2 separate regions of the Mus musculus genome follow, and region 2 is linked to region 1. Evidence: chromatin loops called from intact Hi-C (ENCODE). Cell type or tissue: heart. All regions are shown on one strand.

Region 1 (8,000 bases):
GAGAGGTGTCTTCTATAGATTTCCCTGGACTTGGGCACTGAAGACCCCTTTCCAGGTGTCCAGCCCACCCAGTCTTTCTGTGTGACATCAACCAGACAAGACAGACAAGTGTGTCTGTCTGCAGCTGTCCCTGTTCCACACCCAAGGTCCTGGGACACTGAACAATAGAACTTGCTGGTGCCAGACGCTGTCTCTGGAGATCTAAGGAAGGCTTCTTTGTGTCTCCTGCTTGGTGAAGGTTCTCAGGATCAGTGGGCACGGATGCCGGCTGGGACTGTGCCCCAGGAGACCACATGGAGGCATGAATATAATCAATGCTGCCTCCATTCTCAAAGGGAATGTCGGGTATTCAGTCTCACTCAAACCCACATGCTCATCTCTCCCAGAAACCCAGGATTCCACCCACTCTACCTTTCCCCTGATCTCCCCCCCAGACAGGGCACCCCATGGATCCCACCACCCTGACATCTCTTACTCCACTGGCCCTGCATTCCTTCAGGTTCCCCTCCCCCACCCCCATCTGCTGCCACAGTGACCTTGCCCTTCCGAAGTTGCTCCCAGCCCTCAGCCTAAACAAGAGATAGTAGTGGCTTCAAGATAAGCCTTAGGGCCTTGCGGCCTCTCACATGTCACTTTCTCACCTGGCCATTCCCGCCATTGTCTGTCCCTCACTAGTCGTGGCCCACACCCACGTCCTTCTGCTTTGGGGCTACCTGCCTGCTTCCTCCACTTGTCCTGGAAGCTCTATGATGGGTGGCATCTTCTAGAGCTTACATGGCCCTGGATGTACAGAATGAGAGTCACCTTAGGTGGCTGACAACGCGGCTGGCCTCTGAGGTCACAGACCCTTGTGCAAATGTCTACAGTCGGCAGCCCCCTTAGGCATGTACAGGCTGCCCCCACTCTGCTAGGAAGGCCTACTTCCGGGCCCCATAAATCTGCCTGCCCCTTCCAAAAGAGGCCACTCTGCCAGAGATTATCTAGAGTTTCTGAAGCCCTGTATGAACTCTTCTGTGCCTGTCGCAGGCTCCTTAGTTTCACTCAGCGTGTAAAGAGAAGGCTGGGGAAGGCCTGGGAGATCTGAGAGCCCTGAAGGCAGTCCGTGGCTGCCTGCAAAGGTGCCTGTCTCCAGATTGTTAGGCCCTAAGAAAGCTGTCTCCACAGTGTGGGCAAGGGGGTGGTCCCTAGGGCAATGGCAACACAGACGTGCTCCTACAGACAGGGGTGGCAGTGGTGCGCACGCGCGCGCGCGCGCGGGGTGGGGGGTGCCTGAGCAGCTCTGGAGAACTTTCAAGGTCCCTTGCTTTCAGGATCCTGATTGGCAACCTAAGGGACAGCGGGACAGAGCACTGTGGCTTTTGTTCCGTTCCTCAAGCGCAGTGCACAGTCCCCACTTAAGGGCAATTTGTTCCTTTCAAAAGGATTCCAGCTGGTTACATTTAAGGAGAAGAATAAGGCTTCAGTCAGGATGCTTCTCAGGGCTTTTCAGTTTTCCTTGGCTGGAGAACGGGATACATTTTCAAATGTCGAGTCACTTAATGTTTGTCGGAAAGAACCACCAGGGGAGGGGACCCAGGGGAAGAAAAGTTCCCCTCCCCAACCAGCCTGCTCTTGGCTCTCAGCTCTCCAGTCACAGATGGCATGGGACGCATCCTCTTTCCTAAATTCCTTTGCCTCTTTGAGGACCTCTGGCTTTCTCCCCATTCCTTCCTACTACCTCTCCCTCCCACTCCCAGCCACCTTCACCTGGTCAGAGAATAAGACCCTGGTCTCAGAAGTTTTTCTTCAGTGCCAAGGACACCAAACAGCTTAATGGGTGAGCAGCGGGGCTTACTGTTCGTAGCTTAGGCACCAGGAAACGTTTTTCTGCATGCCATTTGTTTTCATTCATCCATCCATCTATCCACCCACTCACTCGCCAATCCATTCTTCCACACACCCATCCATCCATCCATCCATCCATCCATCCATCCATCCTTCTACTTACTCAACTCTCTGTCCATCTATATATCTATCCATACACTTACATCTCCATCCATCCATTTATCCACCCACTTATCCATTTGGCTTCCCATCCATTTATCTACCCATTCATCTATCCATCTGTCCATTCACCTATTCACCATTCATTGATTGATCCGTCCATCTGCCCATCTGCGTCCATCCGCTCTCGTCAATCACTCCCTTCTTACCCAGCCAGCCAGCACAGGGGTCTGCCGTGCCAATGGGGGACCGCAAGCGATTCAGTGTTTACAAGGTGGTCGCTGTGCTACAAGATATGAATGAGCGACAGAAGGAGTGCAAATGCTCTGTTGATGACATCAGGGATACTTAGAGAGCTTGGAGCAAGACATCAGCAAGAATGGAAAGTAAAGTTCAGAGCCAGTAGTCAGGGAAGGCTTCCTGGAGGTGGAAGCAAAGCTCAAAGATGGGAGAAGCCTGTGCAGTGGTATGGAAAGGCAGGTACTCCCCACCCCCACCCCACCCCACCCCCGAGATGGGGCAACAGAGGCCTGCCCCATACTTCTGCCAAGGCTTCAGGGCTTGCTTGGCAGGGTGGGGGGTGGGCAAGTCCCCTGACAGTTGAGCAACGCTGGTCACTTAAATTTGGAAATGAGGTGGTATTTCCGCTAAGCCGTGTGCCAACTCTTACCATTTCCCATCAACCCTGGGGACTCTGAGGCAATAACTTCCTCCTCTAGCTGAAGAATCGAGCCCTTCTTACCCACGCCTGGCTTTCTAGGTACCTTGTTCCAATATGGCACCTCTTCCTCTCTGCCTCCACCTGTTCCGCTACAGCTGCCTCTTCCCTGAAACTCTTCAAGGGAGCTCCGGCAGACTGCCACCTTCTTTAAGGACAGTCCCTCTGTCCTCCCCACCCTCCTTTCCGTCTTCACCAGAGGAGCTTGCTTTCAGCATCCCCTCCCTCAAATCCCCCTCAGAGCCCTTGGGAGTGATTGGCCTCCAGAGCCCAGGGTTCTAGTGTTGAGCCTAGCACTGCCACCACCCAGCTCAGCACCGCTAGGTCTTTACACACATCAGAACAACCCTTGCTTCCCCCCCACCCCACCCCACCCCCGGACCGCAGCCCCTCTCCCTGCTTCTTCTCACAAGCAGCTCCTGACATTCCATTGGGGATCTAGCAGAGAGAATGGAAGCCATTGTTTGGTCTGGGCACTAGCAACACCATCCAGCAAGGATCCTGGTACTTACCACTAACCCCTTTACAAAAGCAAATGCTTTGTTCACAGGTCTGATGACAGAATTGAATGGACCCACAGCATAAATAGGGCCCAGCATCAAGTGCCACACAGTGCAAGCTTCTCAGTACCCCTGGCTTTACCTTCCCCTGAGTCTTACATTTTTCAGAAAGCATTAGATCTGTGCTAGCACAAAACTCCTATTTCTTTCTGCCCTCTGCTTCCACCAAACCTTCCTTGGTGAGTCTTGATTCTCCTTGGTAGCGTTAAGCCTCTTTTCTCTCACTTCTACCCTTCACCTGCAGGCTGAGACAATAGATTTCTGGACGAGGCAGACCCCTCCCCCCCCCCACACACACACACACACTTCTCTCTTCTGCATGCATGCTCCAGGACATCAGTGTAAACTCAGTGAAACCAGACTCAGAACTGGTCTCCAGTTCCTCCCTCCAGGGGAGGTCAGGAACTTGGCAGTCTACAGCTCCACCTAGTGGGCCCCTGCAGCAATAGCAACACAGAGCTGGCGACTCCCCAGGGATTGATGAACTAATAAATTTTGGTGAAGACAAAGGTCTCACCCTACAGGGCTATGCTGGGTTTCCATAGAATACGTTGGGCCGGGGTGGGAGTGGGGTGGGGCTGGAGTCTTGCCCAGTGTAGCAGCAGTAGCTGTCCTTTCTCTGTTCCTCTTGACTCTGTTCCTAGGCATGACATTGGCTGAGGTCTTCAGCGAGGAGGGAGAGTGGGGGAGGGGGTATTGCTGCTCAGTGTCCTGGAGGGAAGACTGCCCACTGGAAAGGTGTGTAGTGTCACAGTTGTACCCCAGGTAAGCCAGCACAGCTTTGTATATCAGCCGCATCAACTGGGAGGCGTCACATTTGATCTCCAGTAGTGAAAGCACTTGGAGGGAGACAGACAAGCCAGACCCACCCTCATGAGCAACCCTGGTGATGCTGCTTCCCTGGCTACCTGTTTTGCCAGGTCTGATCTGCCTGATCAGGGTGGGTGGCACGGGGCCTCTGGGGCCGCACTGGGGAGGAGAAAGAACCCTGTAGTCCCTTCCTGCCCTATTGCACAGAAGGGTCAGCACCTTCTGTCTACCCACACTTGTGACTTGCCATGTCATTTCTGGACACTGGTACCCCAGCCTCAGCCACTGATGCCTTGTGGGCTCTGTCTGGGCCAGGAGACAACAAGAGGAAAACAACAACCAGAAGGATGAAATCGGAAACTTCCCCTCTTTCCCGTTTGCATGGTCTGTCCCTAAGCTTTCTGAACCTTCGAGCCCAAGGAAGTTTCCAGAACAGGTATCAAAGTTATTTTCCAGGAAAAGAAGTAGTCACAGTTCCCAAAAGACTCTGGTGTCCTGTTTTAGATGATTTCAAACACCAGAAGGACACATTGCATACTTCAAGAATCCAGAGCTTTCAGCCATGAGTCCACCGTAGGAAAGACACAACCTCCAAGCCAGTGGTTCTCAACCTGTGGGTCACGTCCCCTTTGGGGGCTTGTCAAATGACCTTTTCACGGGGGTCACCTAAGACCATCTGCATATCCGATGTTTACATTATGATTCATAGCTATAGTAAAGATTACAGTTATGAAGTAGCAACAAAAAGTAATTTTATGGTTGGGAGTCACCACCACATGAGGAACTATATAAAGGATTAGGATTAGGGAGGTTGACCACCACTCCAGGCAATAGCTGCCTGACTCCTGCAAACCTGGCCCTCCAAGTTCCCAAGAAAAGTGAACTAAAGGCAAGTCAGGGCCCCACGTTCTCCTTCAGCCAACCCAGTTCACTCACATCCAAAGCCGTGTGGAACTTGACTATCGGCGCCTGCCAGGCCGTGATCTTCTGTCTGTATAGATTGCACTTAGGAACAATTTTACAGCTGATGTTCCCCATCTCCATGTAGAAAACTTCTAGGTTCCTACGGAGAGAGGGGCAGTCACGTCATGTCAGGGTTTCAGCGAATCCCGGGGTTCACAAGGCTACTGCAGTCCAGCACCACTGAGCATGCAGAGTTGAGAGGAGTTAAATTCTAAACCTGACAACCAACCAGCTGTGTGACCCCAGAGCTGTGGGACTGAGACCCGATGCTTTTGTCCCAGGGTCTACTTGCCTGAGACAGGGACAGTGTCTACCTCATGTGGTTGGTGTGAGGACACAGCACTGGTCAGTGGGTAGAGCAAAGCCTAGCATGCTATGAGTTGTCATCCTTAGTATGCCAAAGATCGACTCACTCTCAGATGTGTGAATCCCTCAAGAAAGTGGTATGATGTCTGCATTCACACACACACACACACACACACACACACACACACACACACACACACACACATGTCTTTCTGTGTAGTCAGCTCATTTCTGTAGTGTTTATGATGCATACAGCAAAATTGCTGTGTGGTAGTACCCTTTAGGAAGTGTAAACAAAGAGCTGTACTTGCCCAATACTGAAGCAATGTGTGTGTGCAAGTGTATGCATATATATAGTGTGTGTGTATATGTGCAATTGTATGCACATACATAAATATATACACATATACAAGTACACATATACTATGTGTGTACTTGGGTGTATATCTACATATGTGTCTATACATGTGTATATGTGTTTATGTGTATGCATGTGTATGTGCATACATATCCCTATGTATGCATGTGTATATGCATATACACATGTGTGGTACCCAGAGTCTTGTACATACTGGGAAAGCACTCTATCACTGAGCTACACTCCCATATTCTCTGCCATTTTTTTTTTCCTTTTTTCTTTTTGAGACAGGGACTTCCTATACAGCCCAGGCTGCTCTTGGTCTCTTGTGTTCATATACCTGCTGATATAGGAAGCTGTGTGGGTTGAGCTGTGCAATTGTGACAGTGTACCTTCTAAGTGTTTGGCTTACGAAACGTGTGAGTGGGCCTGATTCAGAGGTGGTCCCTTGGCCCAAACATTTCCAACTCAGGACTGGCTGAACCCACAGATGTGGAACCTGCCAATGGAGTAGAAAATTGACTGAATTGGGCCTATGAGGACACCGTGCCTGAGCTTGTCAGAATATTCTTATTACACAGAGACCAGGGCTTGTGTTTCCCAGCCTTTCCCGGTACCCCAACACAGCTGAGCTAGCCCCTAAATAGACAATGGCTATTTACACCACCATGCCCTGCTGGCGTTATACCTGAAGGACACCCAGGGAGAATGTAATTTGAGGATCATATCTTCAGGAGTGTTCCTGTAGGAGTTGAGAGGAGGCCAAGGGTAGCCTCCTAGCGAGACCCACATGGCCTTTTTCCAGCCCCTGCTCCTCAGTGCTTTCAGTAGCTCCAGGATCAAATTTGGAGAGAGGCAGTTGGGTCCAGAGCAGCTGGTAAACCACACATGGTGTGCTTTGGTGGGTGGGCACCCCCACCACCTAGACTTGGTCTCTGTCCTTCCAGAGAGTGGAAGGAGCAGTATGAATTGTCCAAATCAACACTGCAGGAGTATTAGTTGTTTCTCTTAACTTTTTGCACGTGTGCAACACTCTTTTGGGGTGACAAAGTTTGGGCAGTTTCGAAGACATCTTTGGGAATAGATTTTTCTTTCTTTTTTTATTTTGTTTGTTTGTTTTGTTTTGGGGGTTTTTTGTTTGTTTGTTTGTTTTGTTTTGTTTGGGTTTTTTTGGTTTTGAAACCGGGTTTCTCTGTGTAGTCCTGGCTGTCTTGGAATTCACTCTGTAGACCAGGCTAGCCTCAAACTCACAGAGATAAGCTTGCCTCTGCCCACTGAGTTCTGGGATTAAAGGCATGCGCCACCACCACCAGGCAGGGATGGGTTTTCTTTTTCATTTCTATGCACAGCAGCACTCTAAAGACTATTCGGCTTACTTCTGCCTCTACAACTGTTCATTGCAGCTAGCAAGATAGAGGGGGATCTCTCAGACAAAAGAGAGACAGTCTGCATGTGGCAGGCACTCGGGGAAACTGAGGGTCAGAAGGAGGTCAACTGAAGACAGAGGGGCCTCCCCACCCCATAGTAGGTCTCCCCCTGCTCATCCTGGTGGAGCTAAAAGGGTTAAACAATTGATGTCAGCGACCTTGTTTGGTGAATGGGCTGGGCTGGGGCGGGGGGGGGGGGGGCGCAGAGAAACTGCTTGACAGGGCCTGACAGGGCTCTGGGGAGTTAGTTCTATGCTCTTGTTGCCTTCCATGACAAGGCGTATGGGTGGGTAGCAAGGTATTTATAAACTTACACACCCGTAAAAATGTTGTCCTTTAATAAGAGAGAACTTGCCATTGTCTTGGGCAGTTCCTTAAGCAAAGTTGGGGGGGAGGGGATGGGCTGAGGTTAAGGAAGAGCCCTGAGCCTGGAGGTAAGGGGATGGGGTGCTCTGAAGGGCTGACATCCTTGCTGCGGCTTTGGGAGATGCTCCCATGGGGGGGGAGGTCCCCCTAGGACTTTCTGTGCACACTGGCTGCAGTCATGGAGGGCACCAAAGACAGTCAGATGGATAATCACAGCTCTACCACACTGCTGAGATTGAGCCTAGGTTCTGCCAAATGTAGGTAAGACCTTGCCCTCCCACCCCAAAAAATTTCCTTAGTGATATTTTATCTCCACACGAAGCAGAAGTAACATTTCTCCCTTATGGATTCCTGCCTCTGAGTACTAAGTCCAACATTCCAGAACCCCCTGCCAGACTCCACAAGAGGGACAGGCTCCCTGGTCGAGGCTAGAAGCTAAGTTAAGCAGGACTCCTCAGGAGAGAACCAGCACAGGGGTACTGCTCTGTCCTTGGGGTGGACACGTCCAT
Region 2 (8,000 bases), 560 kb before region 1:
AGTTTATGGCTAGCAGACCCCAGAGATCCTGCTGACCATGAGACTACAAGCACATGCCATGCAGGCCTGAGAGATGGGTGAGTGGTTAAGCACACTGGCTGCTCTTCTAGAGGATGTGGGTTCAATTTCTAACACCTACACAGTGGCTCACAACCATCTAGAACTCCAGTCCCAGTGTACCAGACACCCTGTCTGGCCTCCACAGGACCTGTACACACACATGGTGTGCACCCATCATGCCCTGTGTATTTACATGGGTTATGGGGTTGAACGCTTGTGCTTACAAGGAAAGAAGTTACCAACTAAGACACTGCCTCAGATTTGTTTTCAGTTTGCTCAAGAGCCACCAGATTCTTCTCTAAAATGGCTCTACTAAGAAATGTGCATTTTGGAAGAACAGATACTAAATGTGGAAAAAATGGAATGGAAAAAGAGAAGAAATGATGGTTGGGAGGAAAGGACCCAGAAGCATTGTAACAACCCAAGAAAGGATCCATCTGGATGTGGCCAACATGATTGATTTAGACAAACAAGAAAAACGAGAAAAAATGAATTTGATTTGCTTTCAGTGTACTCTTGATAGTTTTCTGTGGACTCTTGGAGTTACAGAGAAAATGCCTAAGATTAAAGGAACCAGGAAGAACATAGGCCATAAGAAACAGCCAGTGAACCTACCACTCATTTCAAAATCTGCAAAGAAGGATGATAAAGAAGGCAGCAAGATTTCCTACTAGGGAGCCAGGCAGTGCTGGTGCAGGCCTTTAATCCCAGCACGCAGGAGGCAGAGGCAGGTGGATCTCTGTGGTTCCAGTTTAGTCTACAAAGCAAATACAGGACAGTCAGGGCTGTAACACAGAGAATTCCTTTCTCCAAAACAGCAGCAGCAGCAGCAACCACCACCTCCAGTTTCCTACAAGGGAGAAGGAAACAGCACAACTCACATTTGATGGAAAGGGAAGGAGGCAGTGAAGACAACCAATGGAATTCCAGGAAACAGGCCTAGCAGGGACTGTGAGAGGAGGGCTGTGTGTCAGAGGGAAGAATGCTTTTGTTATGGACAGTCTGTAGTCTGATGAAGCAGGAAGGATTTCTTGCATTGACTAGGCCATAAAGAAGCTGTGGGTTTGTAGGGCTAGAGATTTATAAGATCTAAGTGGTGTTTGTGTGTGAGCATGCACAGGCACAGAGGTCAGCCTTGGGCAGTGTTCTCAGCTGCTATCAACCTTGTTTCTTAAACAGGCTCTCTTGAGTTCGAGGCCAGCCTGGTCTACAGAGTGAGTTCCAGGACAGCCAAGACTACACAGAGAAACCCTGTTTCAAAACAAACAAACAAACAAACAAAAAAACACACACACAAACCAGGCCCTCGCTAGGACCCGTGGCTCTGCTTAGGTGAGGCTGACAGGTCAGCAAGTGCCAAGGATCCACCTGCCTATATAGCTCCTAGTTACTGGAATTACAAGTAAGCCACTGTGAGGGTTGATACAGTGTTATCCTGGTTAATTTTATGTCGACTTGACAAGGAACCCCAGCTGAGGAAGTGCCCTCATTAGACTGCCTGTAGGCAAGTCTGGAGGGCATTTCTGATGGACTGACATGGGAGGTCACAGCCCACTGCGGGTAGTGGCATCTCTGGGTAGGTAGTTCCTGACAAACGCTGGGCGGAATTCAGGGAATCCTGCTGAAGAGGGGGAGGGAGGATTGCAGGGGCCTGAGGGGTCAAGGACACCACAAGACAACTCAGAGACTCAACACATCTGGGTTCAGGCTCACTGAGGCTCAAACATCAGAGTCTGCATGGGGCTCACCCAGGCCCTCCGTGTATGTGTTACAGTTGTGTAGCTTGTTGTTTTTGTGGGACTCCTGTTTGTGGCACTTGTATCTGCTTTTGGGACCCTTGCTATCCTACTGGGTTGTTGCTTTGTCCAGCCTTAATATGCAGGAAAATGCCTAATCTTATTGCAGCTTGATATGCTGTTTAGGTTGACTACTCTGCAAGCCTGCTCTTTTTCTGAATGGAAATGGAAGAGTGAATGGGGGGGAAGGGGGGGAGGGATGGAGGAGAAACTGCTGTCCAGATGTAATATATGAGAGAAGAAATGAAGAAAAAAGGAAGCAAACTAAGCAAGCCAGTAATCAGTACTCTTGCATGGGTTCTGCTTCAGTTTCTGCCTCTAATTTCCTGGCTTTAAGTCCTGCCCTAAATTTCCTTAGTGATGGGACGTGACCTGAGAGTTGTACATGGGAATAAAACACCTCCTCCCTCAATTTGATTTTGGTCGTGGTGTGTTATCATAGCTATAAAAAAAAAAAAAAAGCAAACTAGGGCAGGTTCAAGCATTTTACTGACTGAGCCTAGCCCAGTTGGACTTTTGAAGCCATGGTGTGAAGGTGATGTAATAGAGAAGATACTGATAATATGGAAAACCCTGATGTGGTACAGGAGTTGCCTGTAGCTCTGTTGCTTCCTCATGGAATAGGAACAGGGAGGGGAATGCCAGAATGTTGCTCTAAATGTGCATAGGTGGGGTTTGTCCCAGTCTGAAAACCCCAAATCTGAAATGCCCCAGAATCTAAACATTTTTGAATGTGGACATGAAGCTCTAAGTAGAAAATTACACACCATGAAACTTTTCATATACAGACTTGTTAAAAGTATTATGTAAGGGGCTGGAGAAATGGCTCAGTGGCTAAGAGCATTTGCTGTTCTTGCAGAAGGTCAAGGTGTTCCAAGCACCCACATGGTGATTCACAAACATTGGTAACACCAGTCCACAGGGGTCCAGTACCCTCTTCTGACTTCCATGGTCATCAGGCACATATGTGTTACATATACATATAGTTATTCTGACCTCCATGATCATCTGGCACATATGAGCTACATATACATGCAGTTAGGCAAAATATTCATACACACAAAACAAATCTAAGCCAGGTGTAGTGGTGCAGGAATTTAATCCTAGCATGCGGGAAGCAGAGGCAGGCTGATAGCCACAAGGCCAAGGCTAACCTGGTCACACAGTGAGTTCGAAGCCAGCCAGGGCTACTAAATAAAGACCCTCTTTCAAAAGACAATGACAACAAAACACCCCTAAGCCTAAAAAAAATTTTTAAATATATATAAAATTACTTTTAGACTGGGCATACACAAAACGTGAGTGCATTTCATGTTTATACTTAGGTCTCATGCACAGGATATTTTATTATGTATATGCAAATACTCCAGGATCAGAATGCTTTGGATTTAAGCATTGGCATGAAATGTACTCAATCTGCATATGAGGGAAATGCTACCATGTGAATATTTAATATTAGGGATGCCAGTTGAATTTTGTTACGTCTTCCTATACTTGAACACACTTGGATCTTGTTTTTAATCTTGGATTTATTCACACTTTACAGTTGCAGAACAAGATTGTGCCCTAGTGTATATGGTAGAACAATCATTGATAATTAGGTAGCTGTTACAATTTGTTAAGCTGCCAATTTGCTGCAGTGAATAATATAAAGTTTAAATCACCATGAATGAAAATGATTACAATCTCATTTTTAAAGTACCTTATGGCAGGATATTGTGGTTCGTGACTTTAATCCCAGTACTTGAAAGTCAGAGGCAGGTGGATCTCTTTGAGTTCAAGGCCAGCTTGGTCTACAAGAGACTTTTGTCTCAACAACAAAACAAAAGCAGTTTAGTGGCTGGAGAGATGGTTTAGAGGTTAAAAAAACAACAAAAGCTTGCTATTCTTGCAGAGGACTGAGTTCAGTCCAGCATCCATATCAGGTGGTTCACAACCCATATAATTCCTGCTCCAGGGAATCTGCTACCCTCTGCAGATGCACATAGTCACATGCATATAGACATAAAAATAAATCTCAAAAAGAATTCTTTAAACAAGTGGGGGGAACACTTTAAAAGTGTGTGCCGCTGAAGATTGAGAGCAGGGGTTGGCAGACCACAGTCAGCCCAAGGTCAGGCCTGGCTCACAGCTTGTTTAACCGTGAAATTGTATTGAACTTTGCCATACTTGTGCCATTCTATGCTATGATTTTGTGTTTTTATAGCAAGAGTGTATGGCCATGTAAAGTTTTAGATACAATATGGCCCCTTACGGTGTTCTGATCCTCTGCTTAGAAGTCTAGAAGGATATAAATGATGTGTAAAAGCAAGCTGTCTAGAATTATGGATTTTTGTTTGTTTTATTTTGTTTTGCCTTCCCTCCAGATCTTTATCAGTTGCTTATAGAGGTTTTAAACTGATGATCCCCGTGCCTCAGCCTCTCATGTAGCTGAACTGCACGCATAAACTCTAAGCCTGGTAGATTAGTTACATTTTCTAATGTTTCTACTCCAGCAGGTATCCTTGAGACATTCTTTAGTTAGCTGTGTAATTATAAATATGACCACTAGGTGGAGTGCAGGTACAAAAAATGCTTCTTTTTTTTTTATTAGATATTTTCTTTATTTACATTTCAAATACTATCCCCTTTCCTAGTTTCCTCTCCGAAAGTCCCCTATACCCTCTCCAACCCACCCACTCCTGCTTCCTGGCCCTGGCATTCCCCTGTACTGGGCAAAAAATGCTTCTTGAAGTCACATAACTTACTGCGCAGCTTTGGTAAAGATTGCTGTTTGAGTCAAACTGAACTAAAATCCCCTTTGTTATTTTGCAGCCCCAGTGTGGAATGCAAAAGCATGAGGTTTGGCATGTTGAAGGACCACCAGTCTGTCACTGGAAACGTCACTGCTTTTGATGGCTCTATTCTTTATCTTCCTGTTAAGCTTCAACAAGTGAGACCCAGTGGAGAGTGTGGTGTGGGTGAAACTCCGGTGTGCTCTGAGGGGTTGAGTAGTGGCAAAGTACACATTTTCTGGACAGTTTGCTTGACAGAAGGCAGATTTCTGCAGAACACAGCAGGGATCAACCCCCAGCCCCACTCCAGCTTGCGTTTATGAAGTAACGTTTCTGATACGTAAATGGACTGGTAGGAAGTGGACTGGTAGGAAGCATTGGGTCTCTGACAAATCACTCAGATTTTCAACGTCAGGGCTCAGCAGTAAAGAACACCCGATTCTCCTGCAGAGAGCCCAGTTCATCTCCTACCACCCATACTGGGTGATCCGGTCATCCTCTCCAGGTCCAGGGAGCCAAAGCCCTCTCTGGCCTCCTTGGGTATATATATACCTGTATATACATGATACATATACATAACGTCAATTAAAAACAAAACTAAAGATTTCAGTGTTCAACTTTGAATCTTATTTATTTTGTTTGTTTGTTTATTATCACACTGATTTTGCCAGCACAGGCTGTGAAGTGAGGGGAAGTAGAAGCTACCTTTTGGGCTCTAGAACTGAGTTAGGGTTAAGGCTGTGTAGCGTTGTCATTTCTCGTTACTGTACATGTTTATTTCTTAGGTTGTTGAGTTAAAAAGTCAGAGGAAAACTGACGATGCCGAGATCAGTATCAAGATTCAGCTGACAAAGATCCTGGAGCCGTGTTCTGACCTGTGCATCCCCTTCTACAATGTTGTCTTCCGGCGGTAAGGAAGCTGCTGCAGGCTGTGTCTGTAACTCGCCATGGTGGGAATAAGGCTCCCCAGGAGGTGTGCGTGGTGCCACACACAGTGTGTGCCTGTGGGTGGGCTTGGAAGCACATAATGAGTGATCTTAGTATCAGCTCATTCAAAAATTACCTCTCACTCGACAGGTCAGGTGTGGGTTCCTGAAGTTAGGTGTGTGGGTAGCTGAGTAGGCAGATGGAGTCTTTTGGATTCGATTAAGAATTTTTCAGACCGGAGTTTGTTTTTGAGACAGGATTTTGTATAACTCAGGCTAGTCTCAAACTTGATGTGTAGCTGAGGATCGCCCATCCTGACCCTCTTGCTTCAGCTTCCCTAATGCTGGGATTATGATGACCACACTCAGCCAAAACAGACATTAACATGTGAAGCACTCCTCAGAGTACAGAGATATTTGGTGAGAGATAGCTTCTACACTTTAAAAAATTATACATAGTTTATAGTTGTTTATCTCCTTTTGAGGGGCTCTCAATTTTATACAAGAGTTAATTCCAAACTATCTCATTTGATGAACTAGAACCTACAGTGAGCTGCTGGAACAAACGCAGTTCCCTTGCTGGGCTGTTCACAAGTTGGAAACTAGTTCATCTGCATTCTCTTTAGTTCATGGTGGTCAGTAATATAATTAAGCTGGGAGATAGCCCTGGGTCCAGTGAGCTGGGTCCTGAGGGGGCCTTGAGTCACGTGTACACACTGCAGATGCATGCCTTTCTAGCTCAACTCTCCTATAGCAAGACTGTCGTAAACACAGGCTACATTATGCAGAGATCAGAAGCTCTTCTGCACTTCAGGCTTGCAGAGGAAACCGTAGCTAAGACTGAAGGAGCTTTCTGACAGCTTTTCTGTTAGGCTTAGGATGCGGCTTGAGGGTGAGTGCTTGCCTGGTGACTGTGTAGCTCTGTGGCCCACCCAGCACTTGGAAGGAGAAAGAGAGCTCACCTCCGCCATTCATTTCAGGGTAATGAAACTTCTGGATATGAAGCTTGTGGGGAGAAACTTCTATGACCCTACAAGTGCCATGGTACTGCAGCAACACAGGTTGGTGGGTTTTTCTTCTCCTTCACTTCTGAATGTTCTGGAAGAAACTTTTATTATGCCCACTAAACATAGGACAATAACTTCAACAATATTTTATTGTCATAAGTACAGTTTATCAACTAAACCTTTTTGTTTATTTATATTTCTAGTAAGTTTGTACTGACACCGATTTGGTTCCGTTCCCCCCCACCCCAGCCTTCCTCATGATTATCAAGGAAGGGCAGTGTCAGCATTGTATAAAATAGGGGCCCTGATGCTCTTGGAACATCTCTCTCTTCAGATTGCAGATCTGGCCTGGCTATGCGGCTAGTATCCGGAGGACAGACGGGGGTCTCTTCCTGCTCGCTGATGTCTCTCATAAGGTCATTCGGAACGACTCTGTGCTGGATGTCATGTAAGGGACTAGAGGGTCAGCCACCTCTGACATCATGATGGCCTTCCAAAGTCAGAAGTGGGTAGTTGGAGGCCAGGCTAGACCCTGTTCTCTGTGTGTCTATGTGGGTGGGTTAATTATAAAATGTATTAAAAGAACTGGATCCAGGTATGATGACTCCCCCAGGGCTGAGGCAAGACGGCTACCTCAAGTTCAATCCTGGCCTAGGCTATATAGAGTTCCAGGCCGGCCTGAGCTACAGTGCAAGACCCTGTCTCAGAAAACAAAACCAAGCAGAGAGCTGAGAGACTCTCCTCTGCTGGAGTCTGCTGAGGCGAGCATCTGACTGGGCATGCACTGTTCTCCTGAGCTCATAGGTCATGGGTGAGTGAAATCAAATTAGCTCTTCTGAGCCTTGTCTTTGAGTCTTGTCAGGCATCATCCCATCATGCCACACAGAGACTGAGGCGACTGGTGGTGGTGGGTGTTTGTTTGTTTGTTTTTATACTTTTGAGACAGTATTATTAATCTGTCTGTATTGCAGGCTAGCCTGGAACTCATGTTAGGATCTTCACTAGCCCTTAATATGACCGCAGTACAAAGCCACCCAGCTCTAGAGCAGGAAAACCTCTACTGTCATGGCCGCTTTCATCCTCTGGACCTTTTGTGTACTTACAGACTCCAGGAAACTGCCAAAGAGAAGTTATTTTCCTAGAGGTCAGAGCTGCTCAGGCTTTAGAAATAGTAGATTTCCTCTGATTACAGGAATAACTTCTATGCTTCTAAATGATGGCAAGCAAATAGGTTTTTCTGGTGGGCTCAGTGTTACATGTTGCTGTTACATTCACAGTAACCGGTGTCCTGATTATCCCAGTGGGGTTCAGGACCATCTTCAATGTCTGCTAAATGCTGGTGGGGTTGGCTTGGCTTGGGGGGATACGCCTGCCTCCTTCCCTATGCTGCCACCTGTTAAGTCTCAGAGCTAACACCGCCTGTGCTGTCCCCTGCTC

Evidence for each region. A loop is a pair of places that touch in the nucleus more often than their neighbours do. Peaks named below come from ENCODE experiments on the same cell type or tissue, not always from the same donor. Only the 100,000 strongest peaks of a DNase experiment are listed, where the experiment ranks them.
Region 2: a loop joins it to region 1, with 2.9 times the contacts of the local background. A loop is called at or near these places in 10 of 42 quality-filtered maps.

What each region holds. Positions count from the first base shown.
Region 1 is chr14:69,848,762-69,856,761 of GRCm38, reverse strand. Pebp4 (phosphatidylethanolamine binding protein 4) reads right to left here. Exons shown (of 7, transcript NM_028560.4): 3 at 5,008-5,134. Among named protein-coding and RNA genes, the nearest start is that of Pebp4, 12 kb to the right of the region's middle. In heart, a CTCF peak has its summit at 3,695 (motif pointing left); a DNase peak (open chromatin) is centred at 3,691; H3K4me3 peaks cover 475 bases; H3K27ac peaks cover 1,601 bases; H3K27me3 peaks cover 320 bases.
Region 2 is chr14:70,407,922-70,415,921 of GRCm38, reverse strand. It overlaps Piwil2 (piwi-like RNA-mediated gene silencing 2), which reads left to right. Exons shown (of 23, transcript NM_021308.2): 7 at 4,671-4,788; 8 at 5,416-5,540; 9 at 6,537-6,617; 10 at 6,898-7,011. Among named protein-coding and RNA genes, the nearest start is that of Gm24890, 17 kb to the left of the region's middle. In heart, a CTCF peak has its summit at 4,399 (motif pointing right); no DNase peak of the experiment used is centred here.